Linked DNA regions of Homo sapiens: region 2 is linked to region 1. Evidence: chromatin loops called from intact Hi-C (ENCODE). Cell type or tissue: dorsolateral prefrontal cortex. All regions are shown on one strand. Links, peaks and the distances in the headings refer to the core of each region. The heading gives the core; the rest is flanking DNA. Region 1 overlaps DIPK1A (divergent protein kinase domain 1A). Region 2 overlaps DIPK1A (divergent protein kinase domain 1A).

Region 1 (8,342 bases), core at 32-8,031:
CTGGGTAGATCTAGCTATAGGCCATTTTTGCATTAGTCTAATTTAATAGGATATATTTTAGGTTAATTAATCTTCAGGGATACAAATTTCTTAATAGAGCAGTCAGCAGTATTTTTAAAAATTAACCAAAACATTCCTAAATCATGTGAAGTAATACATTAGCAAGACTAAAATACCTCACTTCTGCTTCTATTTGTAGACTTCAAAGCTTAACCCTCTGCTTCCCCACCTTCCCATATGCCCCCTTCCACCCAATGATACCCCTTTCCTCCCACATTCTTCTCTGTCAACTAAAAAATGATCATAGAAAATTTACATTTATCAGGGCTGGAAGCAGTAGCTCATGCTTGTAATCCCAGCACTTTGGGAGGCCAAGGCAGGAAGATCACTTGAGGTCAGGAATTTAAGACCAGCCTGGCCAACATAGTGAAACCCTGTTTCTAACAAAAAACACAAAAATTAGCCAGTGGTGGCCCATGCCTGTAATCCCAGCTACTGAGGAGGCTGAGGCAGGAGAATCACTTGAACCCGGGAGGAAGAGGTTGCCGTGAGTTGAGATCACGCCACTGCACTCCAGCCTAGGCGACAGAGTGAGACCCTGTCTCAAAAAAAAAACAACTATATTTATCAAATGACTGAAATTCATTTATACTATAACTAATCCTTTAAGTACCTGTATATTAAGCTGGCTAATGGTGAAATGGAAGGCTTAATCCCCCATTTAAGAAGACTGGGACAGCATCATCAAGCATATATAGAGATTTTCCATACATGGGGAGCTAGAAATAGGAAATCTGAAATCATGCATTACCTAAAGGTAAACCTGATGTAGTCCTTTCAGGGTGATTTCTGGGAGTAGAGATGAGTGTCCGACATCACTCTGCCCTACCCAACACAGACTGCTAAAAACACAACTCTCCCCTGACTTGCCTTTCCTTTTTCTCTCTTGCCTGTTTAGAACATGGCTATTGAACACATCTGTCCGAGCACATCCCTTGACCTTGATTTAAAAATAGGCATTTAAAGCCAATAACATCATCTTAACATAGTACAACACTTCTTTTTCTTACTCTTACTAGTGCCATATTTTATGTGATTATCATTTAATTAAGGGACTTTTGGTACTACAATTCTACCCCTTAACAGACAAATGCCAAGTTCCTTAATATTTCAACTACCTCTGATATTTAAGATTCTGATTTCTTAAAAGGCATTCTTTTGGAATGTAGCCCTTTCAGCAATGGAGGTATTATGGTTTTAAACTCTAGCATTTTTGTTTGTGGATCCCACAAATAATTTGAAAACTATATACCCCCTTGCATATTTTTAAGTTGACATCTACAATTTTTCACCATAAGTTTAAATAGTTGCAAACTGCTTTCCATGGCTGTATCATTTTACATCAATGTATGAATCATCCAGTTGCTCTGCGTCCTTGCCAGCATTTGGTGTTTTCACTATTTTTAATTTTAGTCATTCTGATGATATCTCATCACGGTTTTAATGTGCAATTCCCTAATGGTTAATAAGCTTGAATGTCTTCATCTGTGTTTACTTGCCATCTATATAGCTTTGGTAAAATGTCTATGCGTGTCTTTTTCCCACTTTCTAACTGGACTATTTTTTAAAACTGAGTTTTGAGAGTTCTTTGTATATTCCAGATACTAGTCCTTTGTGAGATATGTGATTTGCAAATATTTTCTCCCAGTCTGTAGCTTGTCTTTTCATCTTTTTAACAGGGTCTTTAGCAGAGAAAAAGATTTTAATTTTGATAAGATCAAATTTATCAATTTTTCCTTTATGAACCATGCTTTTGGTGTCATCTAAGAACGTGCAGTAACTATTATTTCTTGCCAGAATGAAATAGGACTCAGCTATTAAAAAACAGAATTATCCCTATTTTTTGTTTTTATAACTTTAAGTGGTGAGAAACTTTTTTCACATAAATGAAAAGATAAAAATGGAAGTCTTGTTGTAGCAATTATCTCTCAATTCTTGGAAATCTTTTGAGTTATGTGACAAAAATAACAGTAACCTACCATCAAAAATATACTTACTGATCTATTAGTTACTTAGCAGACAACTCTATCAGGCCTTCTTTCAGTTCTGTTGACAGCAAAATATTGGAAACTAATATTGCAAAAAACTGTTATCTAGTCATTCCCTGAGACAGTATTTCTCGACATTCACTATCTTAACACAGACACCAAATTTTCAATTGCCCTTTGTTTGGTGTCCTGGTAGTTTTTACATCCAGGGCAATGGACCTTTGTAATATCTAAAATGGATTAGCAGTGTGCCTTTCCTTTCTAAAAGTGAGAAAGGATAACGACGCAAGTGAAGGTGGGAAAGCAGAGCACACACCTCCATTCCAAACACATTCTCTGGCAGAGCAATGTTAGGAAAAACTACATCGGGAATTCAAAAATCTAGAAATTGATTCCCTTAACTATCCACACTCTATACTCGAAAAGTGCACTCAAATGTACAGATAAAAGCCAAGAGTGGTGGCGCGTGCTTGTAATCCCAGCTACTCAGGAGGCTGAGGCAAGAGAATTGCTTGAACCCAGGAGGCGGAGGTTGCAGTGAGCTGAGATCACACCATTGCACTCCAGCCTGGGTGACAGAGGGAGACTCTGTCTCAAAAAAAAAAAAAAGCCAGTGTGCATCTACAGCCCACAGCAACACCGCCAGCACAGGGAATATATGGACATGAGCAGTAAATACTTTTTGATGAGGAAAAGAGAAACAGCAAAATGATGAGCAGCAAAATAGCAACATGATACAGTTTATGAAAGGAAGAACTCAAAAACTAAGAATCAGACAGAAGCAAATTAAGTTGTTGCTTAAAGCATAATAATTAAGGCTTTTAAATTCACCAAACCATTCTGCTATCACAGACTGAAAAGGCTTGTTTATCCCTTCTCTGTCCTGGGGGAATAAATTATCTCATGAGTCTTTCTATTTTACCAAATTGCTATTTAAAAGCTGGTGAAATGTTTAAGCAATTCATTACATTAATATAAAGATCTTTTATAGGACAAAAGCATTATCAAAACCAAGTATGAACAGCATTATGAGTAAAGTGGAAAGGATATTGTTTACTTAAAACCCATTGAACTCAACCACAAAATTGATTCTAATTTAAGACGCTAATCTTTTAGCAGTTTTTTTTTCTTTTTCTTTTTTATCAAAATGAACTGTATACAAGATTTTCTGGGGAAAAAAGTTCCATCTTATTTTTATTCCTCTCAAGTTATTTACTCTAATTATCTCACCTTATTTTATTGAAATACTTTGTTAATTAGGTTTTTTATTTTTATTTATTTTTGAGACAGAGTCTAGCACTGTCACCCAGGCTGGAGTGCAGTGGCGCGATCTTGGCTGACTGCAACCTCTGCCTCCTTCCTGAGTTCAAGTGATTCTCCTGCCTCAGACTCCCGAGTAGCTGGGATTACAGGCGCCCGCCACCACGCCCAGCTAATTTTTTGTATTTTTAGTAGAGACGGGGTTTCACCATGTTGGTCAGGCTGGTCTCGAACTCCTGACCTCATGATTCGCCCGCCTCGGCCTCCCAAAGTGTTGGGAATACAGGCCTGGGCCACTGCGCCCAGCTAATTTGTTAATTATGTAATGCTTAAATAGACACTGCAGTCATGAAGATAAATAGGGTAGGTAAATATTAGAAAACAGATGCTGCAGTTTAAAATTCACATCAGGACTTTCAGTTTAAGATGGTAGACTAAAGATACATGTTTGCTACTTACAGCTTGCAAAACCACACTCAAATAAGGAAGGCAAAAGAAGCAATAAATCTCTAACAGCTGAAAGAAACAAAGAAAGAAAGAAAAGTAGGAAATTCACCAGCGGATAAAAGATCCAACACATTTCTAGTTTCAAAAAGCAAATGGAATTGTGTTGATGGATGAGGCAGGCAGAGAAAGCCACAGCCCAGAATACTCTACCAGGCAACCTAAAAGGAGCTGGAAGCCAAACTGCTTCTTGGAATGCTAGAGGGAATCTAGAGAGCCAATCTGTCAGTTGGAACACCTGATGGCTCTGGGCTCCGAGCCAACAGGTACAAGGGAGGGCAGGAGTGAGAAGTGAGGTTGAAGACGGTGGGAATAATTGAAGATCTGTACCTGGAACTGCACTGGTTGGCACCCCCAACCACCTCCCCCACCCCACAGAGATCATAGGCAGCCTAGCATTAACCCTTACTCGAAAAACCAGATAGCTGAAAGAACAAACTGCAGAAAGCCAAGGCTTCTAGTGTGGGTATGTATAGTCCAACAAGAGTAAAGTACTCCGCTGGCACGAGGGACCCCAGAGCCCAGCATAGGCTCAACCTAGAGCAAACAGGCCAGCCAAGGCATCCCATCCTACATACAGGGCTCAGTCAGGCATCCATTCCGGTGATAGGTCTAATGGGAAAACAGACTAACTTTTAAAACAGCAGAGGAAAGCCACACCAGTTACCTAGTCCTTCTTTCTAAAATATGAACAGACAACCAACAATCACCAAGCACATGAGAAAGTCCAGCAGCATGAAAAAGAAGAGCTAAGATAAACATATAGAAAATAAAATCTCTGAAAGGAATGAAGACAATTACAGAGCATAAGAAAACATTAAAAAATAAAATTGTTATAATCAAAATACTGAAGAGGATGGTGCATCCACATAAACTATGAATAGGAAACCATAAAAAGAAACAAATAACTTTTAAATTAAATATAAGATCCTTAGAGTTTAAAAAGTGGTTAGAAAAGGAAAGAAAATCAACAAACGATCTGGAAAATAAAATTGAGAAACTCAACAATGAAAGTACATGAATAAAAGATAAAAATAATAGAGAAGCTAGAAAAGACATAAAGAACCAATCCAATAGCTCCACCATTTGACTAGGAAGAGCTCTAGAAGGAAGAAACAGAGGAAAAAGAAGGGAGAAACTATTCAACAAATAATATAATTTCCCAGAGCTGAGAAAGGATCCAAGTCTTAAGATTCAAAGGGCTCAGTGAGTACCCATACAACTGATAAAAGAACCCTATTTATACATTTTCTCTGGAAACTTCAAAATAAAAATATAAAACAGAGATCCTGAACAGGAAAAACAGGTCACCCACAAAGGATTGATAATCAAACTAGCTTCTTGTCAGCAACAGGGGATATCAGAAGTCAAAGCAGCTGCATCTGCAAATTTTCTGAGAAGATTATTTTTGGCCCAGAATTCTACACTGAGCCCAACTACGAACAAGTACCAGGGTACAATAAAGGCAGTTTTTGTTTTGTTTTGTTTTTCTGAGACAAGGTCTCACTCTGTCACCCAGGCTGGAGTGCAGTGGTGCGATCTTGGCTCACTGCAGCTTCCACCTCCTGGGTTCACGGGATTCTTCCACCTTAGCCTCCCAAGTAGCTGGGAGCACAGCTAATTTTTGTATTAGGATCACTTGAACCCAGGAATTTGAGACCAGCCTGGGCAACATGGCAAAACCCCACAGGCTGGCTGAAACTCCTGGGCTCAAGTGATCCTCCTGCTTTGCGCTCCTAAAGTGCTGGGATCACAGGGGTGAGCCACTGTGCCTGGCCAAAGACAGTTTTAGACATGAAAGCACTCGAAAAGTTTACTTCCCACACATCCTTGCCAAAGAAGAAGATGGCACAGATTAGGACAAGGAAAGACTTAGGGTCCTGAGAACAGTGACACCAACCAATGAGAAGAAGAGAGGGAAATCCTAGGAAGCCAGTTGTGTAGTAGGCCTAGAAAAGCATCCGGTCACCATGGGAACGCAAGCATGGAGGAGGGAGGTTTCTGGTAAGAAGAAAAAAAAGAAGGATTTCACCACAGAATATGAAATATAAGTGAGAGTACAGAAAAAATAAGGCTATGATAAAGGAAGATGGTGCCAGAAAAAGAAGGCAATTAGAAACTCCCTGCAAAAATTTTTAAAAAGGAAGGAAAAAAGACAAATAGCATTAAAAAGCTACATTTCAAACAGGAAACAAGCTTGTATGTACCCTGATTACAAGGAACTGATAGAGTGTGAGAAAAGAGGATCCAGTTACTATTAATGTTGAAGTTTTGAGAGCCCAGGGTCATTACCCTGGCCCCAGCAAGAAGAAAAAGTAGTCCTAACATAGAGTTGGCTCTGCACTAAATAATATTTATAGAATCATATTTTAGGGGGTACTAAAATTAGAAATGTCTTTCATCTTAGGCAAGAACTAACTTTGATGTATTTGGTCTCAAGACATAAACTTCAGGATCCTAAGAGAAAGAGTGGCCAAAAGTATCTCACTCCTTTTCTATTTTCTATAAACACAGAATCAAATGATACCTAGTTCCTTCCTGCAATTAACTCCCTGAAGGTGAGAGTCATTTTCATTATTTGAATGGTCCAGAACTCCAGAAGAAGCTCAGTTCACTTGGATTTGGGGAGCGGATGACAGAAGAAATGTCCACTTTCTGCAGCTAAGTGTAACCAGGTAATTATTGCAAAAGACAAATACTGCATATTGACTGTTCAGGGGAGAAACTGTGGCCGATGGACAGTGATTTCAAATCATAATTCTGTTACTTCATTAGGGATCCCAAAGGCTAGGTTTTAATTATTATTTTTTAATAGAAACGTCAAAAAGCAAACAAGCATGATTTCTAAATACAAGGGACTTTTTAATAGGGAATTTACAAACATCACATGTTCTTTTCCCTATTGGCAGAAATATGGTCTAGCTTCTGGGAAGGGACAAATCCTTGTAGTAATGTGCTAAATAACAAGGGGCAATTGTTGAGGTCTGTTAATTCTACGTGCTTCCTATAATAAAAGGAAAATAACTATAAGCTGCAGACAATGGGTTTCAGGTTTATAAGGGAGATTTTCCTTTATGGAAGAATTAACAAGTCATAATAATATAATATTATTTATAGTTCTCATATTCAAAATTCAACTTATATGGAGACTTGGTTGTATAAAAGGAAAAAATATAAATGTTATCAACTTTGGCAGTGTAAAATTAAAAGTAGCTGACAGAAAGTGGGAAGTAGAAGAGAGGAAAAAACAGGTAGAAAAAGGAGCACATGTTCTCATGTCCCTTCTAAAAAAGGGGAGAGTCAAGAAAGACTGTCAAAAGCGGATAAAATAAGAAACAGTTGTTATTTCTGAGGTTACCAAGTTAAGCAACAGAATAAGTTAAATTAAAATTACAACTATCAAACAATGGAGAGGGATAATGATGTGAGAAAACTAAATATTCATTTTTTAACACCAAGTTAGCAAATATTAACTAAACTTGATAAATCAAGAAACAGAGGTAGGCTGGGCCCGATGGCTCATGCCTGTAGTCCCAGTACTTTGGGGGCTGAGGCAGGCAGATTGCTTGAGCCCAGGAGTTTGAGATCAGCCTGGGCAACATGGTGAAACCCTGCCTCTATAAAAAAATACAAAAATTGGCCAAGCCTGGTGGCACTTGTCTATGGTCCCAACTACTTGGGAGGCTGAGGTGGGAGGATCTCCCGAGCCTGCGATGTTGAAGCGGCAGTGAGCTGAGACTGTGCCACTGTACTCCAGCCTGGGTGACAGAGTGAGACCCTGTCTCAAAAAAAAAAAAAAAAAACCACACAGACATAAAAGTCTATTATGTAGAGCAGTGATCTCCAAATTTTTTTGATAATGCAATCCTTTCAGGAAAATAGTAATAAGCACAAATCCCTGATATAATTATATTTAGTTATTTCTATTCTATGTAAAACTACGACTATACTCATCTATTATATGTATATAGTAACTTACACAAAAATAAAAGTTTTAAGTATGTAAGAATAATTTTGAATGCATTTTTCAAGGCGGGGAAATACTTATAATAATACATCAAAATACAGAAAATCATCAGTTATTCTTATACAAAAATAAACATTTTAAGATATTTTTTAAAAGTATATAAGCTGGGCAAATGATCTGAACAGACATTTCTCAAAAGAAGACATACAAATGGTCAAAACAAGGATAAGAAAATCATCAGGGAAATGCAAATCAAAACTACAATGAGCTATCATCTCACCCCAGTTAGAATGGCTATTACCAAAAAGACAAAAAATAACAAATACTGGCAAAGATGCAGAGAAAAGGGAACTCTTATACACAGTTGGTGGGAATATAAATTAGTACAGCCATTATGGGAAAGATTATGGAGGTTCTTCAAAAAAACTACAAACAGAATTACCATATAATGCAGCAATCCCACTACTGGGTATTTATCCAAAGGAAAGGAAATCAGTATGGAGAGACAGCTGTACTTCCATGTTTACTGCAGCATGATTCACAATAGCCAAGATAGGGAATCA
Region 2 (8,342 bases), core at 294-8,293, 67 kb before region 1:
AGCCACCATGCCCAGCCTTGATTCTTTTTTATATATTACAATTCTCTGTTGAAATTCTCCATTGTTTTACCTATTTCTTCTACCTTTATTCCTATTTAACTGAACATGAATATAAAGTTATTTTTACATTCTTTTTGAATAACTCTTAATATCTGGATCATCTGGAGATCTGCTTCTAGTATCTGTGTTTATCTCTTGATTTTTGGTCATTTTATTTTGTCTTTTGGCATTCTTTGTACTTTTTTACATAATGTCTCCAGAGAGGGTTTCCTTCTGTCTAGCAGACAAAGGTAATGGTAGCTGATCACCTTAACAAAATCAGGAGCTGTTTGAAGTTGAGACTTGGTTGTAGCTCTGGGTAAAGCTCTAGCTACTTATGTCCAAGGGTATATAGCCCTCTAGGATTTTTAACTGAGAGCTTGGTATTCATTGGGGCTTCTCCTTCTGGCAAGTTCATAACTCTAATCTGTATCTTGTGAGACTGCCAAAGAGTCTGTTCTGCTTTTCAAAGGCTTTCCAATGAGGTTTTTAACCTCTCATTCTGCAGAGCCCCGGGAATTGGCAAATATCCCAACAGGATAACTGGCTGTATGCATGAGGTTCCCCTGGTTTTCCACAAAGCCTCTGCTGATTTCTTGTCCCCAGTAGGGGCTTTCCGCCAACATAAGGTTTCTGCTTCTCAGATCCCTGCCCATGCCCAGAATCAGCAAATTCCCCCCAGGGTAAAAGAGGCCATAAAAGTCAGCTCACCATTCTGAGATTCTTTTAGTTTACCTTTACTCCTGGGGTTCATTCCTTTAAGGTCTCAGCACAAAGCATGGTGTGCCAGTGTTCCCATCCTTGGTTGGATGTAGTAGATTTTTATTACCCTAGCCCCTTAAGACTGTATATTTCAATTTTAGATCATACATCACCAGTGAAAAGCAGCCACAAAAACTAGGCCCACCTCTTTCAAATCTTATCCTCTCGGCTGGGTGTGGTGCCTTACGCCTGTAATCCCAGCACTTTGGGAGGCCGAGGCAGGTGGATCACCTGAGGTCAGGAGTTTGAGACCAGCCTGGCCAACATGGCAAAACCCCATCTCTACTAAAAATAGAAAAATTAGCCAGGTGTGGTGGTGGGTACCTGTAGTCCCAGCTACTTGGGAGGCTGAGGCAGGAGAATCATTTGAACCCGGGAGGCAGAGGTTGCAGTGAGCCGAGATTGCACCACTGCACTGCAGCCCGGGTGACAGAGCAAAACTCTGTCTCAAAAAAAAAAAAAAAAAATCTTATCCTCTCCCAGGTCTTGATCAAGTAATTCCTCCCTATCTTGTTAGCACTTTGAGGCTTTAAAATATACTTTTAAAGAAGTTATTTTATTTTTGAGATGAAGTCTTGCTCTGTTGCCCAGGCTGGAGTGTTGTGGCAGGATCATAGTTCACTGCAATCTCAAATTCCTGGATTTAAGGGATCCTCCCACCTCAGCCTCTCAAGTAGGTGGGACAACATGTGCATGCCATCATGCCTGGCTAAAATATACTTTAACAATATTTTTTCTGCTTGCTTTTTAGTTCTAATCCCACAATTGTGATACAATATTAGTACTATCTTAGCTTAGTACTATTGACTTTAGTACTACTACTTATGATAGGTTTTAAGAACATAATCCCAAATGCAGAATAACTATAATTTTTTAAAAGCCAGTCTTAGGAAAATGATGTATTTTAGACTCAGAAAGCTCTTTCATTATCTTCAGGGTTTGATAAAATAACCATTAAATTATGCTAGAATTATGTTCTGGTTTCCTTTCTTATAAATTAAAGGGAAATTAAATTAAAGTGAAAAGTAATGAAGCACTTCAACTCTAATTTACTCATGACAGAATATGTACCAATATTTGCCCTACATTTGAAGGATACTGTAATGATACAAGATATTTAAAAGCATATCCACTTCATTTTGTCTTAATCTCTTAGATTTCTAACATTACCAGATGATGTTAACAGGTCTTCCTGGGAGGGCTGTGGTGGGGATATGGTTTTTTCTGATCAAGTATATTTGCTGTCTCTTGGAGATGCATAACACATATTAGTATCTAAAAGAACCTAAGAAGTCCTTAGTAAAGTCAGTTGTTATCTTTATTTAACCCTCTGTTTCCAAATACATCTGACCAGGGACATATTTTATCCATGGAATATCTATTAATGTGCTCCAAGGTACCTAGTTTGAGAAAGGTGGCCTAGAGAAAGAGAAATAAACATTTCAAATAGTTTCGGTTATTTGTATGTTTTTGAACTTGATTATCTACCTCCTGTTTCCTCCTTCTTCACTGAAGGTTAGAAACTGAGTTTTGTGGGGTTTTATTAGCTTTATTAGACTGTAACTTCTTCTGTCAGTCTTTTCTGATGTAGGGTAGCAGAAGGAGTATGAGCTTCATAGAGAGACAGAATTAGGATCAAATTCTGGTTCCATCATCTTGGGCAAATTCTCCTGTCTCTCTGGGTCATAGTTCTTTATCTGTACACTATTATGCTAAGGATTAATGAACATGTAAAGTACCCAGTACATTGGCCCCAGAGATACCTCCTATCTTAAAATTCCTTAAGGATCTAGAATGGCCAGTTGGAATGAACACAGGATTGCTATCTTTGAACCTTGACTTAGGACTCTTCTTTACTAACTCATTCCCCTCTCTTGCCTAGTTAAAAGACTGTAACACTCCTGTGGAATAACGTGTTTTTGTATCCTAACTGATGAAGCACCTTGTGTTAAACTGGTTTTTATTTTCTTAGAACTTGGGGAAGCTCCAGGTTTCCGTCTTATGTTCCCATAACAGTTGCTATCTTATTTATCTTACCTTACTGTAATTACTCATTTTCTTTCCTGATCCACTGTAAGTTTTATAAGGTCAAAGATATTTTGCTCCCTGTTATATGCATACACCACTGGCCTGGGTAAAGAGTAGCTACTCAACAACTATAGAATCTTTAACAAGTTATAATAATTGGAACCCTCCAAATCATTACTATTCAAATATAATTCTGAGATGGAGTGTTTTAATATTCTTTATATTAGAAAGTACTGGTAGAGGCCAGGTGCGGTGGCTCATGCCTGTAATCCCAGCTCTTTGGGAAGTCAAGGAGGGCGGATCACTTGAGGCTAGGAGTTCAAGACCAGCCTGGGCAACATGGTGAAACCCCGTCTTTACTGAAAATACAAAAATTAGCCAGGCGTGGTAGTGCGAGCCTGTGATTCCAGCTACTTGGGAGGTTGAGGCAGGAGAATTGCTTGAACCTGGGAGGCAGTTGCAGTAGGCTGAGATTGTACCACTGCACTCCAGCCTGGGCAATAAAGCAAGACTTCGTCTCAAAAAAAAAAAAAAAAAGAGAGAAAGTACTGGTGGAAAAAAAGGAGTTAAATTTACTTGAAATTCTCAAATTTTTAAAATATAAGTCTATAGAATTAATGATCACTACTAGAAATCTTAGACTGATACAGTCATTTTTCTGAGATACATCCAATCACTAGGATAGAAACAGAATAATAATCCTTTTAGATAAATTTTGGTATTCAAGAGTAAAAGATGTGTTCTAGAAAGTCTGCCTGTAAATACGCTTTTATAGTCTAAACATTAAAAAACTCATCTGATTGAAATAAACTAAAACTTAAATATATTAAAAATATATATATATATAATAAAAATCCTTCTTTGTATTGAGGATGCCCCCACACTAACTTATTTATGTGTTATATATTTAAATTTCTGAACACTGGAATTTTCAAAGTGGGGAAAACTTTACTAATGGGTCATGTCAAAAAGCTAAGAAGATTAGCACAATTCTAATGTCAAATTAACTTTTATTTTTAAAAACATCATTAGTAAGTATGTAAGCAGTAAATATAGTGTTATGAAGAGGCTTTTTAGTAAACAGGAAATTTAAAATACTTACTATTATTTTCTTACAGTCCTTTCCTCTGCATAATTCTGTATAGGTAGAATACTGCACATATATAATCCAGCTTCCAACAAAAACCACTAACCAGGAAAAGAAAAGATATTTCATCCGCACATATGAGAAGCGAGCCTGTGAGTAAAAAAGAACATAACGATCATTCATTCAGCACCAAATCAGCATTCAATGTCCTAGAACACGACTTCTCACCCTTCTTGGAACAACTCAATATATATTCCAGGCTTTTATATGGCAATTCTAGAACAAAGTGCACTTTCACTGAGTCCAAACAGCACTGGTCTTAGAAAAGGAAGCTCCTTGGTCCTGCCAAGGAAAAAGGGAACAAAATATCCTTTAAGATGTATAACCTTTCAAATACCACCATCATCCAAAGCTACTTTTTAGGCACAAGCACATGTACCATGCTACCCTGGGCACCTTGTGAGATCAGGTAAAGAGAGGTACAATTCCTATTTACTAGAAGCTTACAAAAGACTCTTTCACATAAGAATCTTAAAGGTCTTTAGGAAAATCATGATAAAAATAATTTTGTTTTAAAGAAATAAGAACAGAAAATCTGGCTATTTGTCTAATGTCTCATACTGACAACCAGAACAAGAAATTAAGCTCTACAGTCATTTCTATTTCCCTATTGTATTCACCAGGGCTTTATGTTCCTCTTGTTCAGCGAACCAAATGTTTCACCGAATAGATATTCTGGAAACTGAGGAGACGCTAACAATTGTTAAAGGAGAAATGACTGGAGAAGGGTTAAGATATATTAAAAATAAGTTACTCTTTGCATATCAACTTGCAAAGTGTAAAGCTGCACAATAGGATCCTCTTTGCATTGTTTTGTTTCCAGTGCTCTTGTATCTAATTGCAACTCGGGCTGGTTGATGCCTTTTTTCCATCAATTACATATCAAACAGTTTCATCTTCAAAAGTGACACTTGATCAAGACTATTTGACATTTATTTTTTGAGTCTGTAGCACCCATGGTCTGGTTTTATAAACAGCAGAACTGAGGACTACGAAGAGAATTCGGCAGAATAAATTAAAGATATGTAAACAAACAATGAAAAGCTAGTTTTGCTTTTACAATCACGAGCCAGTTTCTCACACTGGGAACAGTAGGATATTGTGAGCATTGTGAGCATGCAAAGAAGCAGAAAGAGATGAGAGAGACATAAGCACACCTGCAGAAGACAATGAGTGCAAAGGAAAAAGAGACTCAGGAAATACTGAATTCTATTGGCCCTATTTGTGGTTTAGATATCTTTGTGAGGTTAACAGATGGTGAATCCCTGTACCAAAAGGCTTGAGTACAATGAGTTCTCAGTAAAATTGTAGGTCTCTGAGCTTTATTATTAAAATGAAAAAGTGCCTTAATGCAAGATACTTTTGTATTGCTCTAAGTAAAAAGAAAGTTCAGATTAAACTCCAAATTAAATCACATAAAAGACAATGGGGTATATACCATGGGGTTTGTTTGAAAGATATTTAAGATGACTCGTCTCTAATAAGAGGTTTGGTCATCAGACAGAAATCGACATGTACTAATATTGTGAACCTAAATAAGATTAAATGACATAATGCCTATAAAACATAAGCATATTGCTGGGCACGTAGTAAGTATTCAGCAAATGTTAGCTAAATCAATTTGCAAGTCACTGGGCAAGAAGCCAACAATACTGTCAGTGGCTATCATCTTCTTTTCGGACTTGCCAAAAAGAAAACTGAATCTGAATCTGATCAAGCCTTTTAGCTCCAGCTACCAGTTTACAGGAAATACATGAGACAGAGAAACACAAGTGACACTTAAGTAAGTGACACTATAAGGATATAATCAGCAAACTCCAGGCTGTGGGAAACACTGCAATACAAACAATCCAGTTTCTTCAACAAATAAATTACAAGAAGGGAAAAAAAGGCAAGGGGAAACTTAAAGATTAAAAATCATTTAAGATATATATTAGGCTAGATCTGTAATCCCAGCACTTTCGGAGGCTGAGGTAGGAGAATCACTTAAGTATAGGAATTTGAGATCAGTCTGGACAATATAGTGAGACATTGTCTCTATGAAAAAATTTAAAAATTAGCCAAGGCCAGCCAGGAGCTCACGCCTGTAATCCCAGAACTTCGGGAGGCCAAGACAGGCGAACAACTTGAGGTGAGGAGTTCAAGACCAGCCTGGCCAACATGGTAAAACCCCGCCTATACTAAAAATACAAAAATTAGGCCAGGCGCAGTGGCTCACACCTGTAATCCCAGCACTTTGGGAGGCCGAGGTGGGCGGATCACGAGGTCAGGAGATCGAGACCATCCTGGCTAACACGGTGAAACCCCATCTCTACTAAAAATACAAAAAATTAGCCGGGCGAGGTGGCGGGGGCCTGTAGTCCCAGCTACTCGGGAGTCTGAGGCAGGAGAATAGCGTGAACCCCGGGGGGCGGAGCCTGCAGTGAGCCGAGATCGCACCACTGCACTCCAGCCTGGGCGACAGCGAGACTCTGTCTCAAAAACAAACAAACAAACAAACAAACAAACAAACAAAAATTAGCCGAGTGTGGTGGCATGCACCTGTAATCCCAGCTACTCAGGAGGCTGAGGCAGGAAAACTGCTTGAACCTGGGGGGCGGAGGTTGCAGTGAGCCGAGATTGTGCCACTGCATTCCAACCTGGGTGACAGAGCAAGACTCCATCTCAAAAAATAAAAATAAAAATAAAAATTAGCCAAGCATAGTGGCTCATGCCTGTAGTCCCAGCTATTTGGGAGGCTAGGGTGAGAGGATTGCTTGAGCCTGGGAGGCAGAGGTTGCAGTGAGCCAAGATCGCACCACTGCACTACAGCCTGGGTGACACAGAGAGACCCTGTTGCAAAAAAAGAGAGAAATATATCAAATAATTACAACACATGTATCTTTTTTGAGTCCTGATTCAAATGAAAACCTGTAAAAAATGACATTTATAAGACAATTGAAAATTTTAAGAATGACAGTATACTTGATGATAGTAAAGGATTATTTTAGTTTTTTAAGGTGTGATAATGGTTCTGTGACAATATTTAAATATTTTTCTTTTCTCTACCTATCAAATAGCTACGTTTTTCTACTTCCTCTGGCATATGTTTAAATGGAGAAAAACCCTATGAACTGGACTGCCCGATGCCTACTTGTCATGACAAAGAATGCCAAACATTTTTGAGAGGAAGTTAGATTGATGATGTTCCCAGCAGGGCACTGGGCATCACCTGTTGTAGACAAAATGATAAAAGGAGTGAGACACCTTTTTCTTTCAGCATGCCATTGAGAATTGCTGTGATTTGGGGGTAACACAAAGTAGTAAAAGGACCTTCATGCGTCCTTTAATATCTGCAGATCCTGCAGCCTCACATTTAAAAATAATGATTGAAGAAAGAGCCATAAATTACATCTGTAGCTATTAACCAATTTAATTTCCCTGTGTGCCACTCACTAAAATGTTTCTAGTGGTCTGTTCTGTACCAATTACCTAGATAATGTAGTCTTTGATTAAGAAATGTAGTCTGACCTTTTTATTTATGCTGAACTATTCACAATGACTGCCCAGCAGTTTTTTGTTCGGCAGATTGTGTGCCTAGCTAGTAATGGTATGTTGCTTTTTTCCTAATTTTGTTCCTGAAAAGCATGATAAGAATTTTTGTAAATACACTATGGCAGTGATTCTCAAATGGACTTAGTTTTGCCCCACAGGGGACACTTGGCAATGTCTGGAGACATGTTTGGTTTCCCAACTGGAGGCTGCTACTGAAATCTTGTGGGGTAGCAGCCAGAGATGCTGCTAAACATCCTGCAATGTACAATGTAGCCCCCCACAGCAAAGCATTATCAGGCCCAAAATGTGTTTGAGAAACTTACAGTTACACAATAAAATGAAAACAAAAACTGTGGGGTTGAAAGAGCTAAATTTGTATGACATTAGCATTTTATCTTATATTAGCCTTTAATGCATAAAATATTAGTAATTTTAAAAATATAATAACATCTGTCTGGAAATAACAGAAGCAGTTATCACTAGAGTAAATGATTGCCAATATTTTATTGTAAGCCCACGATGACACAAAATGCCAATTCTACTCTAAAAAATAGTAATAGTTTTTCTTCTTTTAAAATATCGTTTGATTTCATTGTGATAACTTATTTCAAAACAAATCTGAAAATTTTTGATCTTGTTTGTAACTTTACATTAAGTTTTAAAAATAGGCAGAAAGAGGCAACAACCAAAATTTAGCCATTTAAGACTACTTCTGGCCACGCGGTGGCTCACGCCTGTTATCCCAGCACTTTGGGAGGCTGAGGTGGGAGGATCATGGAGCCAAAGGATAGAGCCCATCCTGGCCAATATGCTGAAACCCTGTCTCTACTAA

The links. Peaks named below come from ENCODE experiments on the same cell type or tissue, not always from the same donor. Only the 100,000 strongest peaks of a DNase experiment are listed, where the experiment ranks them.
Region 2: a loop joins it to region 1, with 5 times the contacts of the local background. A loop is called at or near these places in 13 of 110 quality-filtered maps.

What each region holds. Positions count from the first base shown.
Region 1 is chr1:92,939,347-92,947,688 of GRCh38, forward strand. The region is part of intron 1 of DIPK1A (divergent protein kinase domain 1A); the gene reads right to left. Among named protein-coding and RNA genes, the nearest start is that of DIPK1A, 18 kb to the right of the region's middle. In dorsolateral prefrontal cortex, for the core only: no CTCF peak of the experiment used is centred there; no DNase peak of the experiment used is centred there; H3K4me3 peaks cover 3,876 bases; H3K27ac peaks cover 7,582 bases.
Region 2 is chr1:92,872,365-92,880,706 of GRCh38, forward strand. DIPK1A (divergent protein kinase domain 1A) reads right to left here. Exons shown (of 5, transcript NM_001006605.5): 2 at 3,932-4,066. Among named protein-coding and RNA genes, the nearest start is that of SNORA66, 36 kb to the left of the region's middle. In dorsolateral prefrontal cortex, for the core only: no CTCF peak of the experiment used is centred there; a DNase peak (open chromatin) is centred at 608; H3K4me3 peaks cover 3,904 bases; H3K27ac peaks cover 8,000 bases.